Linked DNA regions of Homo sapiens: region 1 is linked to region 2. The links are chromatin contacts, found by POLR2A ChIA-PET in ENCODE. All regions are on one chromosome and are shown on one strand. The core of a region is the stretch at or near the end of the contact, and the rest is flanking DNA. Distances in the headings are between cores, read along the strand shown. Region 1 overlaps MLXIP (MLX interacting protein). Region 2 overlaps TMEM120B (transmembrane protein 120B).

Region 1 (6,192 bases), core at 248-2,747, 380 kb after region 2:
TCTGCAGTCCCCAGCCCCTCTCCGTGCTTGCCTTTTCTTTAACCACACACTGCAGTTCAGCATCATCATCAAGCCGCTGTTTGAGTCGTTCAAGGGCATGGTGTCCACCAGCAGCCTGGAGGAGCTGCACCGGACGGCGCTCTCCTGGCTGGACCAGCACTGCTCCCTGCCCATCCTCAGGCCGAGTGAGTGGGGCAGTGCCAGGGTGGGGGGCTTCATGCTAGTCCTGGAGGGAGGACAGCCCCAGGCTGAGGACAGTATTAGCCAGACTCCACTGCAGGCAGCCAGGTGGGGCCGGGGCAGGGGCACAGTGCTGTCCAGGAGGTCCTCAGTCAGGAGCGCCCAGTGGGGGCAGGAGGCTCCTGCCCTTTTGTGTCTCCCAGCTTGTTCAGACCCAGCTTGCATGGATCTAGTGCCAACTATTTGCCAGGCCCTGTATCAGGTGCCTTCAGGTGTGTTTTCTTGTTTAATTCTTATAACAACAAGCAAAGATTATCCCATATGTTAAGGTTATAGAAGCTTAATATCAGAACAGCTGGCAGCCCCATGGCACCAGGAACAGCATAGGATGCTCCACCTACGGCAGCTCCTGGATTTGGGGAGGCTTCTGGAGGCAGAGGGGTGAGTGCCCAGGTCTCGGTGTCGGCCCCTGGCACTCCTCCCTGCAGTCCAGCATGGCTGCTGCTCGCCCCGTGCCTGAGCATTCCCACATGGGTTGTAGGTACAAAGCCGAGTGTGCGGTGTGTGGTGGGTCTGTGTCACTGCCTGTGTCTGACCCTTTCTGTCTTGCAGTGGTATTGAGCACGCTGCGGCAGCTGAGCACCTCCACCTCCATCCTCACAGACCCGGCACAGCTGCCAGAGCAGGCGTCCAAGGCTGTCACCAGGATTGGCAAGAGATTGGGAGAGTCCTAGCTGCTTAGCTGGCATGTGGCCGCATGAGATGCCAGGAGACCCTTCCCTGCCCATGGAGAGTAGGCTGCGCCCCCCAGCCCTTCCTGACGCTCAGCCTCGGGGCCTCTCTCCAACTCTGCCGGCCCACCGTGGCATCGGGAGGCCATGCTCAGGTCTGAAGCAGGTTTGGGGCCTGCTGACAGCAATAGCCCGCCTTTGGGAACCCCTTGCTGTGAACTCTCTCACTCAGTGACCTCAGTCACCAACCTCCTCTGCCCTCGGGGCAGCCCACACAAAAGGGAAGTGCTGGCCGTGCTGGTCCTGCCCTGCTGGTGGCCTGCCGGGCCTGGCGCCGGTGAGCGGAATCGATGGGATGAGGGTGACAGGGCCTGCTCCTGTCCTGAGGCCCAGCCTTGTCCCTCCTGCCACGTCCTGTCCACATGCATGCCTCTGCCTGATGCCCTGCTCCACTCTCTGGTCTGCCCGTGGGGCAGTTGGAAGGCGTCTTTCTTTCTCCCCTCAACTCTGACAGCACCCAGCCCTTGTGGATGGACTTGGGCTTCTATTCAGGCTTATGCATGGCAGGCTGCCAGGGGGAAGTGCCTTCTTCAGAGGTCCTCCAGGACACATGTGTGCAGAAACGGTGGATGTGGAACACACAGGACCAGAATGGAAGCGTGTGATGCACGGTGGCTGCTCTGGCTGAGAGGCCCTGCTGGGCATGTTTCATCTGTCCCCTTTTAGCTCCACCTGACATTGCAGGATCCATGGGGACTCAGCCCAGGGCCTTCTCGGATGTCACCTCACCGCTGTGGCCCTTCTGCCGTTCTTCTCCACTTGGCTCCAGCTGCAGCTGTTGACAGATCAAGCATGTCCTGTGGGAGCTTAGAACCCTGAAGTTCTAGTGTCTGAAAGATCAGACTCCACGTCCTGCTGTCAGCCTTGTCATCTTGTCTGATGTCTTTCAGCTGGGAGCCCCAAACCAGGACAGTTCTCGGACCAAAGATGCCCCCACACTCAAAAGTCTGTCCCGTCTTGTGTTTGGAGAAGGAAACAATGTTGGCAGGCAGCACTCTGTGGTGGTCAGCCCTCAGAGCTGTTTCTAGGCATCTCTCAGATCAGACAGCAAAGAATCTACCCAGATCTGGGCTGGGTGGAGGTGTGGCTGGGCTGGGGGCCATTCTGAGCCTGCAGTGAGAGTTTGGCCCAGCCTCAGTCCTTGCTCTTCTCTGGCTACCTCTGCAGGGAGCTGCAGGGGCAAGCACTCTCTCCAGCACTCAGGAAGCCCGGCCGAGGGTACCTCCTCGTGGAAAGAATGCACTTTAAAGCTCTGCTGAGGAGTTCGGAGCCCAGGCTTTCAGGCGACCTCTGCCCTCCCTGCCTCTCCTCACCCTCCCTCTCTTCCTGCAGGGCCTGGGAAGGGCTTTGAGGGAGCCTGGGAGCCATGTGAAGAGGGGCACGCCTGGGCTGTCCCACAGTTTAGATCCAGTTGGAGGTTCTCCCTGGCTCCTGCAGGCCTGCGGGGATCTCTCCCCACTTCAGGCCTCCGGCCAGCTGCCTGCCCTCTTGTCTGTGCTTCAGCCCTGCACAAAAGCAGCTTGGTGACACCACTCAGCCACCCAGAGTACGTGTTTACAGGCTTTCCAGATCACCTTCCTGTGGGGTGAACGTAATGAGGCGGGGCTGGTCCTTGGAATTTCCCCTGGAAAATGGTAACAGACTCCATCCTTGACCCGGGGATGAGCATGAAGGCATTGTCCCAAAGGCAGAGGCCACCGTGGTAGGAATTCCACCAAGGCCAGAAGGGAAAAAGGAAGAACCCACCGTGTCTGGCTGTGCGGGCCCTGGGGAGGGTCGTGAGTGCAGCCCCTCTCTACTTCTGTGCCTTTGTAAAACGTGTAGATAACCGCAGTGGTTGGCTGAGCCAAGAACTCTCCTAAATCAGTGGCTTTCTCCCCACCCCTTGCTGGGGAGTCATTTTTAAAAAAATCTGTGGGATATAAAATTGGCCTCCTGCTGCTTCAGCCTACCTCTCCCTCTGCTGACTTAATGTCGTGATTCTGTTTCTTCAGATATTTAAGGCTGTTAGGTTGTGTGAGCCTTGAAGTGTGTGTGTGTGTCCCAGCGACTGTCCACTGTCCAGGAGATGCATGTCTTTGTATTGGAGATATTTCTGTAACTCATTCTCTTGGTGCTCACGATTGCCATGGCCATAGGGCCACAGTGCCGTATCTGCTGCAGACATGATTGTTTCTTGTTCTAGAGGTTTTCTTGTTTTCGAATCTTGCCTGATGAATCCAGCCAGACCAAGGGGCCTAGATTTGACCTCTGTCCTGGGCTCCTGGGCCAGGTGCAGGAACATCTGAGGCCACTCTGCTGGCCACCTCCAGTGGGTGCTGACCACAGGATGGGCTTTGTTTACACTCATTTTCACCCTGATTCTTGCCCCCACTTTCATAAAAGAAACTTCAAAATGCTGACGCTTTGGAGAGTAAGAAAATCAATCTTGGCTGGGCACGGTGGCTCCTGCCTGTGATCCTAGCACTTTGGGAGGCTGAAGCTGAAGGATCACTTGAGCTCAGGAGTTGGAGACCAACCCTGGCAACATAACAAGACCCTGTCTCTACAAAAAAAAAAAAAAAAAAAAAAAATTTAGCCGTGTGTAGCAGTGAGTGCCTGTGGTCCCAGCTACTTGGGCCTGAGGCTGGAGGATTGCTTGAGCCTAGAAGTTGCAGTGAGCTATGATCATGCCACACTGTACTCCAGCCTGGATGACAGAGTGAAACCCTGCCTCTAAATAAAAGAAAATAGAGGCAGACTGTGGTGGCTCACGCCTGTAATCCCAGCACTTTGGTAGGCCAAGGCGGGTGGATCACCTGCAGTCAGGAGTTCACAACCAGCCTGACCAACATGGTGAAACCCTGTCTATACTAAAAATACAAAACATTAGCCACGTGTGGTGGTACACGCCTGTAATCCCAGCTACTCGGGAGGCTGAGTCAGGAGAATCACTTGAACCTGGGAGGCGGAGGTTGCAGTGAGCTGAGATTGTACCACTGCACTCCAGCCTGGGTGACAGAGCAAAACCCTATCTCAAAAAAAAAAAGAAGAAAAAAATAGAAAATCCAAAAAGAAAAACCAGAAGGCCTGCTGGCGTATAAATCCCTGGGCGGGTTTCTGATAAATTGCCCTGTGCTGTCAGCCCCTGCACTGCACTGCTGCCTTCCATGGTGGGTGGGAGACCCCAGAGCGGGGCAGGCGCCACTGAGGGCTTTTCTTGGAGTCGGCCAGCAGGCCACGCAGCATCCGGCACCCTGGGCGGGCTGGCTAGCTGCCTTCTTAGGACATCTCTACTTTGAAGGATTTTACCGCAGGAAGCAATAGCAGCGCTGGCCATTGGTGCTGATGACAGCATTGGGTCTGGTTGAGGGGAAGGGGCTGGAAAGCAGCAGACCCCCCCAGTGCTGCGCATGGTCCCGGAGCTGTCAGCCAGGGGAGTGGGGTCAGCCGTCAGCCAGCCCTCCCATTTCCCGCCCATGGGCCCTGACCACACTCCCTTTTCTAGAAGTCAATCCTAAGGTTTCTCTGCTCTGGCTAAGAGGATGTAAATTTGGATTCTTAGAGGGCATGGCACCCCCAGTCCCTGCCCAGATAAAGTAGCACAGTGGCAGGCAGCACCTCTGTCTGTTGCTGACGTTGGGGGGCTTACACACCCACCTCATCTCCGTGCACAGCCATGACTGGCCCTGCCGGCAGCTGGGGTGCAGGTAAGGGTCTCTCTCATAGAGGGGAGCTGCAGCTGAGAACTGGCGAGGCCCCTTCCTCCAAGGCCCTAGCTGGCCCCCGGGTGAACCTGAGGTGGCAGGTTCAGGTTTTCAAGATGGTGAGGTCTCGCTGTCTGCTGGACAGTACGTTAGGCTCTCAGAACTCATGGGTGTGGAGCTGGGCCTGTCCCGGGCCAGTGGACCCCTGTGTGTGGGGGATTTGGGGTGCTGTGGGCCTGGTTATGCACTGGCAGATGGACCTTGCTTTGGTCCAGCTCTTTTCCTTACCCTGGCTCTGACGTGGGAAGGCTTGGAGGGCCCGTCTCATCACCCCCGTTCGCCCTCAGCTGTCCCTTTCCCTTGTCGCCTGGCCGCTGCCTCGCCCGCCTGAGGCCTCCTAGCAGGCAGCCTGGGTGTGAGTTGAGCCTCTCTCTTTTCCCTCTGGTGGGAAAGTGGCCTTTCCCTCAACACCTGCTCCCCGGCCCCAGAGGAACCCACCTGTTTTGGAGCTCAGCTTGGCCCAGCGTTTCCTTGGGGAAGGGAAAGGAGGGCTGGACAGCACTGATCCGGGCAGGCAGCGTGTGCAGCAGTGGCCAGCCAGAGTGCCAAAGATGCACGGGGATGTGGTGTGTGGCTCCGGGCCCTCGACATCTCTGCTTTGGGGGATTTTTACCTTGTCTGCACACTTGTCAGGGGAGAGGGGACAGCAAGGTGGGAGGTTGAAGAGCTTTGAGGCTCAGCAGCATGTTTGTGGCATTCGGTGGACACCATGGCCTTGGGCGGCTGGACAGGTTTTTGTGATGTGAGGGACACGCATGGGGCACATGGTAAGCTTGGCAAGGGCTCCAGGAACGCTGACGAAGGGTTTTAGGACCCCCACCCCCATGCCTGTACCAGGGCTGGCCTCCAGAGCGGGTGAGGACAGAGCAGCTGTGGGCTTTTCATTCTGAGGTCTTGGCCCCCCTGGCCACCGCAAGGGACTCTTTGCTTGTCAGGGCTTGCAAAAACCAACCTTCGAGAAAGAAAAGGGAACTCTTCACGTTGAATGTTGACTTTGTGTGTATGCGTGTGTGTGTGTGTGTGTGCACGCGCGCGTGTGCGTGTTGACTTCATGGAATTTTGTTTTGTGAAATTCCCCTCCAATCGTGTCAGAATTTACCTCCATGCCCCAGTCACACTGTTGGTTCTGCGCTCTGAACCTGGGTGTAGCTCATTTGAAGGACTCTCTTCTGCGTTTCCTAACAGTTATTTGGTGGTCTCAAGAGTTGAGGTTGTGGAGGGTTGGGAGAAACTGAAGTTCTATACATTTCCATAGAGTTTACATCCTGCAGTTAAAAGGCAGGGAGGGCTCAGCCCGGGCCCCACAGCTCCAGGCCATCCCCTACGGGCTGCCCACAGTGCCCCCTTTTCTCTAGCCGAATCTTTTTCGAACAGCCCGGGAAAGGAAAACGGATTCACTTGCTGATTTTGTTCACGGCGGAAGCACCATGTTCCGTTCCTTTTTCAGGTTCAGTTTGTTGTGTAAATGGCGGTTT
Region 2 (6,988 bases), core at 3,005-5,504:
TGGGGCTCTGATAATCCCCACACAGCGGTCTGCCGGCCCTCCATGCTGACCAGGTACAGCATGCTCCACAGCCCGGGTCTGTCGCCTTCAAAGCTGGATCGGCCCAGCCCCGCGCTGTGGTCACCATGGAGGAGGACGGCCCAGCCCCGCGCTGTGGTCACCATGGAGGAGGATGGCCTAGCTCCACGCTGTGGCCACCATGGAGGAGGACGGCCCAGCCCCGCGCTGTGGTCACCATGGAGGAGGATGGCCTAGCTCCACGCTGTGGCCACCATGGAGGAGGACGGCCCAGCCCCGTGCTGTGGTCACCATGGAGGAGGACGGCCCAGCCCCGCGCTGTGGTCACCATGGAGGAGGACGGCCCAGCCCCGCGCTGTGGTCACCATGGAGGAGGATGGCCTAGCTCCACGCTGTGGTCACCATGGAGGAGGACGGCCCAGCTCCACGCTGTGGTCACCATGGAGGAGGACGGCCCAGCCCTGCGCTGTGGTCACCATGGAGGAGGACGGCCTAGCCCCGTGCTGTGGTCACCATGGAGGAGGACGGCCTAGCTCCACGTTGTGGTCACCATAGAGGAGGACGGCCCAGCCCCGTGCTGTGGTCACCATGGAGGAGGACGGCCTAGCCCCGTGCTGTGGTCACCATGGAGGAGGACGGCCCAGCCCCGCGCTGTGGTCACCATGGAGGAGGAAAAGGAGTTCTTCAGTTAGTGTTACAGACAATATGGCCCACTGGGATTTTTTTATATATGTAACAAAGTTTACAGATGGTTTAAGGGGACACAGGGAGTTTATAGCTTAACACTGCAGACAACCTAAAATAGAACATAGAGTGTCTACTGTTTTTTTTTTTTTTCTGAGGTGGAGTCTCGCTCACTCCCCTCGGCCTCCCAAAGTGCTGGGATTACAGGCGTGAGCCACCGCACCCAGCCAAGTCTCCTGTTCTTAAAGTTCTCCCGTTAGTGGTGGTAGTATTCAAGTTCCCTGCGGCAAATCCGAACGGGTCTGCAGCGACCTCCATTCTTGCCTCTTCAGAAGAAAGAATTTGACTGAGGGGCATAAGGCAGAAGAAGAAACAAGTTTTAGAGCAGGAGTGAAAGTATATTAAAAAGCTTGGCCGGATGCGGTGGCTCACGCTTGTAGTCCCAACACTTTGAGAGGCCGAGGCAGGTGGATCACCTGAGGTCAGGAGTTTGAGACCAGCCTGGCCAATGTGGTGAAACCCTGTCTCTGTTGAAAATACAAAGATTAGCTGGGTGTGGTGGCAGGCGCCTGTAATCCCATCTACTCTGGAGGCTGAGGCAAGAAAATCGCTTGAACCCAGGAGGTGGAGGTTGCAGTGAGCCGAGATCCCACCATTGCACTCCAGCCTGGGTGAAAGAGTGAAACTCCGTGTCAAACAAACAAAACGCTTTAGAGCAGGAATGAAAAGCCACTGGGCGCAGTGGCTCATGCCTGTAATGCCAGCACTTTTGGGAGGCTGAGTTGGGTGAATCACTTGTGGTCAGGAGTTCGATACCAGCCTGGCCAACATGGTGAAACCCCATCTCTACTAAAAATACAAAAATCAGGCCGGGTGCGATAACTCACCCCTGTAATCCCAGCACTTTGGGAAGCCGAGGCAGGTGGATCACGAGGTCAAGAGATCGAGACCATCCTGACCAACATGGTGAAACCTCTTCTCTACTAAAAGTACAAAAATCAGCTGGGCATCATGGTGTGCACCCATAGTCCCAGCTACTCAGGAGGCTGAGGCAGGAAAATCACTTGAACCCAGGAGGCGGAGGTTGCAGTAAGCCGAGATCACGCCACCGCACTCCAGCCTGGCCCCAGAGCGAAACTACGTCTCAAAAAAAAAAAAAAAAAAAAAAAATTAGCTGGGTGTGGTGGAGCATGCCTGTAGTCCCAGCTACTCGGGAGGCTGAGGCAGGAGAATCGGTTGAACCCGGGAGGCAGAGGTTGCAGTGAGCCAAGATTGCGCCACTGCACTCCAGCCTGAGCGAGACTCTGTCTCAAAAAAAAAAAGAAAAAGTAAAGTACACTTAGAAGAGGGCCGAGCGGGCATCTTGGAGGACAAGTGTGCGGTGTGCCCTTTGACCTGGGGTCTTATATGCTGGCAGACTTCCGGGGGTCTGGTGACCCTCCTCTGATTCTTCCCTTGGGGTGGGCTGTCTGCATGCGCAGTGGCCTGCGAGCTGGGAGGGGCGCGTGCGCAGTTTGTTTCCTGGAGTTGCACACATGCTCACTTGAGGCATCCTTCCCTTTGCCAGTGGAATGTCCCCGGAAAGTCATGTACGAGTTAAACACTGTCATTTTGCCTCCTAGTGCACGTGCTTGAGCCCACTTGCTCAGCTCCTGAGATCTTACCAGGAGGCTGCTGATCACCAGCTTCATGTTTTTCCTATCTATAGGGAGATTGCCTTTCCCTGGCACTGGGTGTGGCCAATTATTATTTAAGAGAGACAGTTAACAACCACCTGACCATTACCTGATGGTCACCTGACATTCCTGGTTGGAGGGGGCCCTGTTTATATCTGATTAGCTACCTACTCTAACTCTCTAACATCACAGACGGTAGGGCCCATAGGTAATTTTTTGTATTAAATACATGTAACAAAGTTTACAGATGCTTTAAGGGGGCAGAGGGAGTTTATATCTTAACACTGCAGGCAACCTTAAATAGAACATTAAGTCTCCCATTCTTTTGTTTTTTTTTGGGACAGAGTCTCGCTCTGTCGCTCAGGCTGGAGTGCAATGGCACGATCTCAGCTCACTGCAACCTCCACCTCCTGGGTTCAAGCAATTCTCCTACCTCAGCCTCCCAAGCAGCTGGGACTACAGGTGTGTGCCACCACACCCTGGTAATTTTTGTATTTTTAGTAGAGATGGAGTTTCACCATATTGGCCAAACTGGTCTCGAACTCCTGGCCTCAAGTGATCCATCTGTCTCAGCCTCCCCAAGTGCTGGGATTACAGGCGGGAGCCACCACGCCTGGCCAAGTCTCCCGTTCTTAAAGTCCTTCCGTTAACATCCCACCAGAAATTTCACATCACATGGGAAGAGTTTAGAAGACAGACAGGTTGCCCTGGGCTGAGTGGTCAGGGAAGGAGGGGGAGACTCAGCTGGAGCTTGAAGCGCAGGTGGGACTCAGGGAGAAAGATGAGGAGGTTCAGAGGCATTTGCAGGGCCGGGGAAGACGCTCAAGAGACCAAGCTCCCCCTGCCTCCCTGGTGTCATAAGGGCTTCCAGAGGCAGCGCGTGCTGTGGGCAGCCCTCAGCCTGGTTTGCTGCTCTGTGAGGTGAGGGTGGGATGGCTGTGCCTGGTTCTCACGCCCGCACCCCTCCCGGGGGCTGTTTCCTTGCACAGGGTGACTGACGAAGTCTTCAACTTCCTGCTGGTGTGGTATTACTGCACCCTGACCATTCGGGAGAGCATTCTCATCAGCAACGGCTCAAGGTACCTGGGCACCTGGCTTTGTGGGGAGCACAAGAGGAGTTAAAGGGAAATGTCACGAGGGGCGTCAGATGGGGGCCGACACCCTCAGGCTGCATTCCTCTCCTCCTTGGGGGTTGCTCTGTGACTGTTCAGATCCAGGAAGGAGGAAAGCTGATGCTGTTGATGCGGCAGCTCTTGTTTATGATCAGCCTCTTGCTTATGAGCAATAGAAGACCTAACTCAGACTGGCTCAACACAATAAGAAACATATTTTCTCATAAAAAGAAGTGAGCGGCATGGCACGGTGGCTCACGCCTGTAATCCCAGCACTTTGGGAGGCCGAGGGGGGCAGATCACGAGGTCAGGAGATGGAGACCAGTCTGGCCAACATAGTGAAACCCTGTCTCTACTAAAAATACAAAAAATTAGCCGGGTGTGGTCCCAGCTACTCAGAAGGCTGAGGCAGAATAGCGTGAACCCAGGAGGCAGAGGTTGCAGTGAGCTGAGATCGCACCATTGCACTCCAGCCCAGGGACAATGCAGGACTCTGTCTCAAAAAAAAAAAAAAAAGAGGTGACCCATTGTTCTGCCTTCAGTTAAGTCTTGATCCAAGTGCTCTCCGTCTCTCACTTCTGCCTTCTGTGTTGTGTTTATCTCAGGCTGCTATTGGGGCACCCAGCAACTCCAGGCTCATGTCACTATTTATAGCATTCCCAGCAAACGGAGCACATTCCTCTCTTCCAAGACTCTCACTGGGTCGCACTGGCTATGTCCAGGTGCAGAATGGATCATGTACCTATCCCTGAACCAGTCACTGTTGCCAGGGATTGCAGTGCTGTGACTGGCCAGGCTGGAGCCTCACACCCACCCTGATAGCCGTCACTGGGAGCGGAGAAGCTGAGTGTCAGGAGAGGAATGGTTCCTCAGAGGAAAACTGGGAGACCGTTACTAGGAGGATGGACGGGTTTTGGTGACAAGAGTGGGTGGGTGGTCTTCTACGGGGAGATAGAGGGGAGAGTGGACAGGTGAAGAGGATATTAGGCCAAACCTGCCCCACCAGAGAGATGATGCTGGGGAGGACAGAGGCCGGGCTAGGAGTGTGGACTCCTGGGTTCCGGTCCCAGTGCAGTCACTGAGCAGCCCTGTGACCCTGGGCAAGCCATGTATCCTCTTTGGACTGTTTCAGAGTCCCACGGGGGAGTGGGTGTGTCACAGTGGTGCTGAGTGAGTCCAGGCAAGACTGGGGGTTCCCTTGGCCCCCATCTCTGAAGGGCTCTGAGTGCGAGAAGCCCTGTTGTTTTCTCTCAGTCTCTTTCCTGCCCTGCCTGCCTCTAAGCTGAGTCTTGAGACCCAGTTAAAACCCATGACTTGCCACCTGGAGGACCTATTTTCCAAAGGTCTAATTCCTTTTGGGGGTGGCCATTGGAACCTCGGCATGCCTTTTTTTTTTTTTTTTTTTTTTTGAGACGAAGTCTTGCTCTGTCGCCCAGGCTGGAGTGCAGTGGCGCAATCTCGGCTCACTGCAACCTCCGCCTCCCGGGTTCACGCCATTCTCCTGCCTCAGCCTCTTGAGTAGCTGGGACTACAGGCGCCCGCCACCACACCCGGCTAATTTTTTGTATTTTTAGTAGAGATGGGGTTTCACTGTGTTAGCCAGGATGGTCTCGATCTCCTGACCTCGTGATCCGCCCACCTCAGCCTCCCAAAGTGCTGGGATTACAGGCGTGAGCCACTGCACCTGGCCGAGATGGAGTCTTGTTCTGTGGCCTAGACTGGAGTGCAGTGGCACCATCTCAGCTCACTGCAACCTCTGCCTCCCAGTTGAAGCGATTCTTCTGTCTCAGCCTCCCGAGTAGCTAGGATCACAGGTGCGTGCCACCACGCCCAGCTAATTTTTGTATTTTTAGTAGAGACTGGGTTTCATCATGTTGGCCAGGCTGGTCTCAAACTCTTGACCTCAAGTGATCTGCCCTCCTTGGCCTCCCAAAGTGTTGGGATTACAGGTGTGAGCCACCGCGCCCTGCCAACGTGCCATTCCGGTTCCTGTTCTTTCCTGAAACAAAAAGTAACAAGCTCCTGCTTCCTCCTTCCTCCTGGGAACTAGTGAGGAACACCCAGGAGCTGCGCAGCCCCCACCGCCTAATGTGCCACCTTCCCACTTGTTTGCCTTGTGGTTTCGTATGGCAGGTCCCTGCCCTACACTGAACGTAGAGCCTGGAGGTAAGGAGAGCCCCCCTCCTGCCTGGCCTCCTGAGGGCAACAGGAAGTTTCACGAATGCAACCTTGTAGCTGCACACAGCCATTTAGAAAACATCAGTGTGTAGGCCAGGCATGGTGGCTCACGCCTGTAATCCCAGCATTTTGGGAGGCAGAGGTGGGCAGATCACTGGAGCCCAGGAGTTCAAGACCAGCCTGGGCAACAAAATAAGATTTCATCTTTACCAAAAAAAAAAAAAAAAAATTAGCTGGGCATGGTGGTGTGTGCCTGTAGTCCCAGCTAATTAAAAAATTAACCAGGCATGGGCCAGGTGCGGTGGCTCATGCCTGTAATCCCAGCACTTTGGGAGGCCAAGGCGGTGGATCACCTGAGGTCAGGAGTTTGAGACCAGCCTGACCAACATGGGGAAACCCCATCTCTCCTAAAAATACAAAATTAGCCGGGCGTGGTGGTGCATGCCTGTAATCCCAGCTACTCAGGAAGGCTGAGGCAGGAGAATTGCTTGAACCCGGGAGGCTGAGGTTGTGGTGAGCCGAGATCATGCCACTGCACTCCAGCCTGGGCAACAAGAGTGAAACTCGGTCTAAAAAAAAATTAGCCAGGCATGGTGGTGTACACCTGTAGTCCTAGCTACTCAGGAGGCTGAGGTGGGAGGATTGTATGAGCCCAGGAGGTTGAGGCCACTGCACTCCAGCCTAGGCAAGTGAGACCCTGACTCAAAAAAAAAAAAGTGCTCTGGGGCATGTGATGCCTCTAGCAATCATTAACACTTTAGTAAGAGTTACTCTGGGCAGCTTTTTATTCTAATGTGACGCTGTGGATGGGGGGCGACCAGAGAGATGGGAGCAGCACTGAGTGGAGGTCTCTGCAAGTGTGGGACTCTCCAGCAAAACAGAGAGGGCTGCTAACAGGGCAAAAATGGACTTCCAAAGCCAGCCTCCCTTGCCTAACAGTTTAGCAGGAGCTGTTCAGAGTTCCTGGAGTTCACTCTCTGACAGGAGAGCAGGGATGGTTGTCCCTGAGCTTGCAATTCAAAGCTTCGTGTGAGTCTGCTCTACCCTCCATCTGCCATTCATCAGACATTTATTGAGTGTCTCCTAAGTACCAAACACTGAACTAAGGACTCCAAGATAACTTACACTCTGCCTCCTGGGAGCACCCACAGAGGTTTTTTTCTTTTCTTTCTTTTCTTTCTTTTTTTTTTTTTTTTTTGAGACAGAGTCGTGCTCTGTCACTTAGGCTGGAGTGCAGTGGTGTGTTCTCGGCTCACTGCAGCCTCCGCCTCCTGGGTTCAAGCAATTCTCCTGCCTCAGCCTCCCAAGTAGCTGGGATTA

What was found. ChIA-PET counts read pairs that join two places held with the same protein, here RNA polymerase II (POLR2A).
Region 1: POLR2A ChIA-PET joins it to region 2 with 12 read pairs in activated T-cell. The contact joins two enhancer-like sites. POLR2A ChIA-PET finds 5 or more read pairs at or near these places in 2 of 52 experiments (activated T-cell and naive thymus-derived CD4-positive, alpha-beta T cell).

Annotation. Positions count from the first base shown.
Region 1 is chr12:122,140,899-122,147,090 of GRCh38, forward strand. It overlaps MLXIP (MLX interacting protein), which reads left to right. Exons shown (of 17, transcript NM_014938.6): 16 at 56-185; 17 at 793-6,192. The coding sequence ends at 914. Among named protein-coding and RNA genes, the nearest start is that of IL31, 30 kb to the right of the region's middle. RefSeq lists a silencer at 1,591-1,791. Within about 2 kb of position 1,498, at least 2 of the 41 ENCODE cell types and tissues checked have a DNase peak (open chromatin) inside an H3K27ac peak, as active enhancers do.
Region 2 is chr12:121,758,282-121,765,269 of GRCh38, forward strand. TMEM120B (transmembrane protein 120B) reads left to right here. Exons shown (of 12, transcript NM_001080825.2): 6 at 3,368-3,457. Among named protein-coding and RNA genes, the nearest start is that of RHOF, 32 kb to the right of the region's middle. Within about 2 kb of position 4,255, at least 2 of the 41 ENCODE cell types and tissues checked have a DNase peak (open chromatin) inside an H3K27ac peak, as active enhancers do.